Regions from separate parts of the Homo sapiens genome. Here region 2 is linked to region 1. The links are chromatin contacts, found by Hi-C or POLR2A ChIA-PET in ENCODE. All regions are on one chromosome and are shown on one strand. Each heading gives the region's core, a stretch centred on a gene start or an enhancer-like site at or near the end of the contact. The rest is flanking DNA. Distances are from core to core; before and after follow the strand shown. Region 1 overlaps OGDH (oxoglutarate dehydrogenase). Region 2 has its middle 34 kb from the start of IKZF1.

The links. A loop is a pair of places that touch in the nucleus more often than their neighbours do. ChIA-PET counts read pairs that join two places held with the same protein, here RNA polymerase II (POLR2A). Pooled maps may share reads with other maps.
Region 2: a map with no recorded cell type shows a loop between it and region 1 (11-fold over the local background). The contact joins two enhancer-like sites. A Hi-C loop is called at or near these places in 1 of 37 single-sample maps with no recorded cell type and 4 of 50 pooled maps. POLR2A ChIA-PET finds 5 or more read pairs at or near these places in 1 of 52 experiments (T-cell).

The regions. Positions count from the first base shown.
Region 1 is chr7:44,632,594-44,635,293 of GRCh38, forward strand. The region is part of intron 2 of OGDH (oxoglutarate dehydrogenase); the gene reads left to right. Among named protein-coding and RNA genes, the nearest start is that of OGDH, 27 kb to the left of the region's middle. RefSeq lists an enhancer at 1,538-1,587. Within about 2 kb of position 1,433, at least 31 of the 41 ENCODE cell types and tissues checked have a DNase peak (open chromatin) inside an H3K27ac peak, as active enhancers do.
Region 2 is chr7:50,269,309-50,272,008 of GRCh38, forward strand. No RefSeq gene overlaps it. Among named protein-coding and RNA genes, the nearest start is that of IKZF1, 34 kb to the right of the region's middle. RefSeq lists an enhancer at 1,165-1,224. Within about 2 kb of position 1,288, at least 5 of the 41 ENCODE cell types and tissues checked have a DNase peak (open chromatin) inside an H3K27ac peak, as active enhancers do.

The DNA.
Region 1 (2,700 bases), core at 183-2,682:
AGCCTGGTGGATGTTTTTTGTTGTTGTTGTTATTGTTGTTTTGAGATGGACTTTCGCTCTGTCACACAGGCTAGAGTGCAATGGCACGATCTCGGCTCACTGCAACCTCCGCCTCCCCGGGTTCAAGTGATTCACCTGCCTCAGGCTCCCAAGTAGCTGGGACCATAGGCGCGTGCCACCACGCCTGGCTAATTTTTTGTATTTTTAGTAGAGACGGGGTTTCGCCATGTTAGCCAGGATGGTCTCAATCTCCTGACCTCATGATCCGCCTGGTGGATGTTTTTAATGATTATCCTTTTGTACTGTACTTTAAGAAAAAAAAAATTTTGTTTAATGTCAGAAATTGAAAGGGGAGAGAGATCAAAAATACCTTAATGGGGCCAGGCACAGTGGCTCACGCCTGTAATCCCAGCACTTTGGGAGGCTGAGGTGGGCAGATCACGAGGTCAGGAGATCGAGACCATCCTGGCTAACATGGTGAAACCCTGTCTGTACTAAAAATACAAAAAATTAGCCGGGCATGGTGGCGCACCCCTGTAGTCCCAGCTACTTGGGAAGCTGAGGCAGGAGAATGGCGTGAACCTGGGAGGCGGAGCTTTTAGTGAGCCAAGATTGAGCCACTGCACTCTAGCCTGGGCAACAGAGCGAGACTCTGTGTCAAAAAAAAAAAAAAAAAAAAAACCCTCAATGGGAAAGTAGACTCCAAGAGTGAAAAGGAGCAAATTGTTCCAGTGAGTTCCATTCTGTAGCACAGGTGGCCACAGGTGCTTGCCTTTGAGGAAATGAAAGAGCCATGCTTTGTAAGTCAGAGGCAGGCTCAGCTTCCCCGCACAGTCTGAAGCTGGGTGGCGGTGAGAAATTACTAAAAGGTTAGTGCCGGTTTTTTAGATGAAGTCATCATGTTATTAAAAAATAGTCTGTTTAGTCTCTAGGTTACTGTTCTCTGGCTCCCCTCCCCATCCAAGACTCCCTTGGAGGGAGGTTTGAGGACTTTGGGATTCTCATATCTCTTCGCGTCCATGATTGGATCGTGAGGTGAGGAGATAGCCTTTAGAACCCTCTCTTTGAGTGGTCAGTCACGTGGTATTCCCTCTGAAACCCTGGAGCAGATGCTTTGTGTAGCTGGGCTGGGGTTCCCCCAAATAGGGTTGCATAATTATTGAGGACAGATGAGGCCTCAACCAGACGACCACAGGTGACCCCAGACTGTGGGTCTTCCTCACCTCCTTGAGAGTTGCAATTCTGAGAGCTGATAAAATGTGCCATTGTGTGCAGATCTGGGTAGTTTGAAGCGTTCTCATTTCCTGAGGTGTGTCAGAAAGACTGCGTGAGAAAGGGGTCACAGTATCTTGGATGTCATCTTTTCATGCAGTAAAAAGTCTGGTTTCCATGAATGTTTGTATAACAAACCACCTCAAAACTTGGCACCAGTGTAGCATGTCTCATGACTCTGTGGGTTGGCTAGGTTTCCCCACTCCTCCCACTGCCAGCTCCCTTGGAGCTGAGGCTCACACCAGGCTAGAAGCCATGAAGGCCTCTGATGTGTCTGGCAGTTTGTGCTGGCTGTTCACTGGGCCCTGCCATCCTCCAGTAGGCCGGAGCGATTCCTGCACAAAGTCCCAGAGTAGCTCCAGACAGGGAAAAGAAAGGCTGTGGGGCCTTTGAGGCCTAGGTCCAGACCGTACACTGCTACTCCCCACGCCATTACCTTGGTTAGAGCAAGTCACAGACAACCCTTAGGGACATCCGTTTGGGGAGAGGAAAAGGCATGGCCACTGGACAGCCCTCCACAGCTCTTTTCATAATGACCTGATAGAGCAGCCACCTTTAGTCTAGTGCAGAATCCCAGCAAATATCATTCTGATATCAGTAGATTCCATAGGGCAGAGCTGAAGCAGCTGTTCTTTGCTAATCTTGGAAGTTTATTGATGTTTTATTTACACACCTGTACAGACAGAAGATAATAGAGATTGTTTAGAAATATTCTGTCACCTATAATGACTAAGCATTGCTATAATGGAGCATGTGGTTTCCTTAATTGAAGAATACCTAAATAGAAGCCCATTCTTAACTGGCCTCAGTATAAACAGCTTGTAGTGGCAGGTCACCAGGCCTGGATCACAGTGCCCTACCTTGTTTTTGCTTCATAGGCAGAATGGTGGTAAGTGGTACTCTGGCCTGGGCAAGGTCTGAGCAAGGCCTGCATTGATGGAGGGTCCAGAGTCCAGCTCTACCATCTGCACATTTTCTTTGGAGACTTGTGCTTAGCCCAACAGCATGAATCATTTGCTGAAGGCTCTGGAGGTGGGCATTCCATCCACAAGTCTCCCCAATAGGGAGTACCCTGTTTGGACATACAGGGTAGTCACACATATGGGTTTTAAATCTTGTTCTTAGGATATTTTCAGGAAAAGCTCTGGCCCACACGTTTAGGACCATTTCCTGGGCAGCATTGGAAGGAGTGGTAGAGGTCATGCAGGCCTGCCCTGTCTTGTGTGCAGGAAAAGAATGAGTTGTTGGTCTACACTGAGGCCGGGATGGGAGGCCTGCCCCTTACAGCAGCGCCGGCTGAACTCCAGGCTGGCTGGTCACATGGTGCCCAGCAGCTGACTTTTTATCAGCTTGGCTGGATTAGAATGAGCTGAAAGAAGAGCCATACGCCGGTGTTCCTTGGTTACATGGTGCCCTGTAGTTGATATT
Region 2 (2,700 bases), core at 38-2,537, 5.6 Mb after region 1:
GCCTTCTTTCCTCATTTGAAATGCGGGAAAGGGCAAGAGCGCATACTTTACAGGGGACAGGCAAGGTTTGAAGGAGACCAGACCAGAGCAGGATTTGTCTGTGTGAGATGTGTGTCCCCAGAAGGGCAGTCTGCACTGCCTGGCATTCCATCCCAGGAGTCTCACTGCCTTAAGATGCTTGCAATCCTCCCCTGTTAGGCTCTACATAAAACTGTGTAACTTTTTTCTGTCCTGCACATGCTGGTTTCCTCTACTGGGCATCCCTCATGTACTCTTCAGCCTTCACCTCTGCTGGAATTTCTTTCAGAAATCTCTGAGCTGAGATATGATTGGTACTGACTCCTCCACCAGCTTAGGAGTGGCCATGAGGGCTGACACCCATCCTGGTATCACACTACCTTGGCCTGTACAGGGTTAGGATCCAATCAGAGGCAAGGATATTTGCTAGGGCCTTGGAGAAAAAGAAGTTTGTCTTGTGGGAGACCTTCAAGGGCAAACATCATCCTTTTCTCTGAATGGTAGGGCATGAGAATACAAGGTCTGGATGTGAGGGCTGAGATGATCCAAGGTCCACCAAGTGCAGTCCACCAGGCCGGCACTGCAGAAGGCAGACCACAAAAGTAGAGAGAAACTGAGCCATTCATTTCACTGCCGATCCATTCACTGGATCCTGCCCCTGGCATCTGCTCTCAGCTTTTAAAATTGGAGCTGATACATTTCCCATATCATTTAGACAAGTTTCAGGTTTTTTAATTAAAAAATTTTTACTCATGTCATAGACATTAAATTATATATCGATGTTCAATTTGCATTTTCATAAAGTAGTGAGGTTAACTCTTAATTTTACCTCTTCTTGACCACATGGCACAGGAAAGCATCTCAAAGTCCTTACCAGGATAACTCTGTGGACTGGGTGATTGATGCACCCCAATGCGAGCCTAGAGCTTGCATTGTGCTCATTCTATGGAAAAACAGTCAATCTAAAGAGCATGGCAGAGTGGGCTATGGAGACTGTGGTGGGCAGAATTCTCAGACAGCCCCAGTGACCCTCACCCTTGTATAGTCTCCTCCCCTTGGGTGTGAGCAGAACCTGTTGAATGTGTTGAGATAACCACTCCTGTGCTTATATTACAGTTCATGGCAAATGGGGTTTTGCAGATGGAATTAAGGTCAGTAATCAGTTGACTTTGAGTTAATCAAGAGAGATATCATCTTGTTGAACAAGAGCCCTTTTCATCCGTCTCTAGTGGTCAGAGATGGGAAGTGAGATGCTCAAAGCATGAGAGAGATAAGACGTGAGGGAGATTCTCTGTGGCTGGCTTTGAACATGGAGGGGACCACCTGGCAAGGAACATGGGCAGCAGTGTGAGCTGACAGCAGTCCCTGCTGAGAGCCAATGAGGAAACAGGGCCCAGCCTTACAACTCAGAGGAACTGAATCTTCCAATAACCTGAATGATCTGAGAAGGCGGTTCTTTCCCAGAGCTTCCGGATTGAGGACTCAGCCCAGTGAGCATCTCAATTTCAGCCTCAGGAGACCCTAAGCAGAAAGCCCAGTCACGTTGTAACCAGCCTTCTACCCACAGAATTGTGAGGTGATAACTGGGAATTGTTTGAAGCCACTAATTTCATGATAATTTGTTATGCATCAATAGGAAAGTAACACAGAGGGACAGACCACAGCAGCTGTCTGAAGTCTCACCCAAAGCTACAAGGCTATTTGTACCCTGGCCTTCACAGTTATTTGGAAAATTAGAGTCCTTTTTCGCCTAAGTTTATTTAAATTCAATTTCCATTCTTGGTGACCAAAAGCCTCCCAACATATTTCTTAAGTTCTTATAATATCTTTTAATTTATATTTTATGATATGCTGCAAAGAATAGGACTAACTGGACCAGGGATATTCAGATTTTTAGCAACCTTGCTGAGAATTTTTAATTGTTTTCCAAAAGAGTAATGTCAATATATCCTGCCACCAAAAAAACAAACAAAAAAAAAACTATGAATTTACCAACAGCAGCATAAATCTACCATTATCACTCCTCTTGTATTATTTGGTTAAAAGGTGGTATTAATTTGTACCTGCATTTTGTTTTGTTTTTTAGCTTTCAAACTTAATATGTTTAATCAATTTGTGTGAACTCTCTGTTCATTAATTATGATCAACTTTCTATTGGAGTGCTGGTTTTTTTCTTGCCATTTTTCAGTGAGAATACCTATTAATTTTCTGTCATACTTAAACCATTTCTGTTTGGTTTTTTTTGAATTTTATTTCTATTAGGTATATTATACTTGTTTGGTAGAAGTCTCTTATTTTTATGTTTCATATCTGTTGTTTCCTTTAAGATTTCGTATATTGGCCCAAAATTTTGGAATCATAAAAACCTTCTGATATACACTTTACTTCTCTTTACTTCTATATTCATTTCCAGGATTTGTCCATGTCATTTATTTCTTCAAATACTCACGTCTTAGATTTATTTATCTATTTTGTTTTTGTGTGTTTTCTATTTTTTTCTTTTATCACATTTTTAAGGTGGCCTCAGTTGCCAGATACAGAATCTCAATTCAAATCAGCATGAACAACACTTGATGATTTATTTAAAAGACATTTGGGTAGTTCACAGATTCGAAGGCCAAGATGAAGAGTGACGAGGGTGGAGGAGGCCTAAGAGGGGAAAACTGCCTTCCTCTCTTTTTC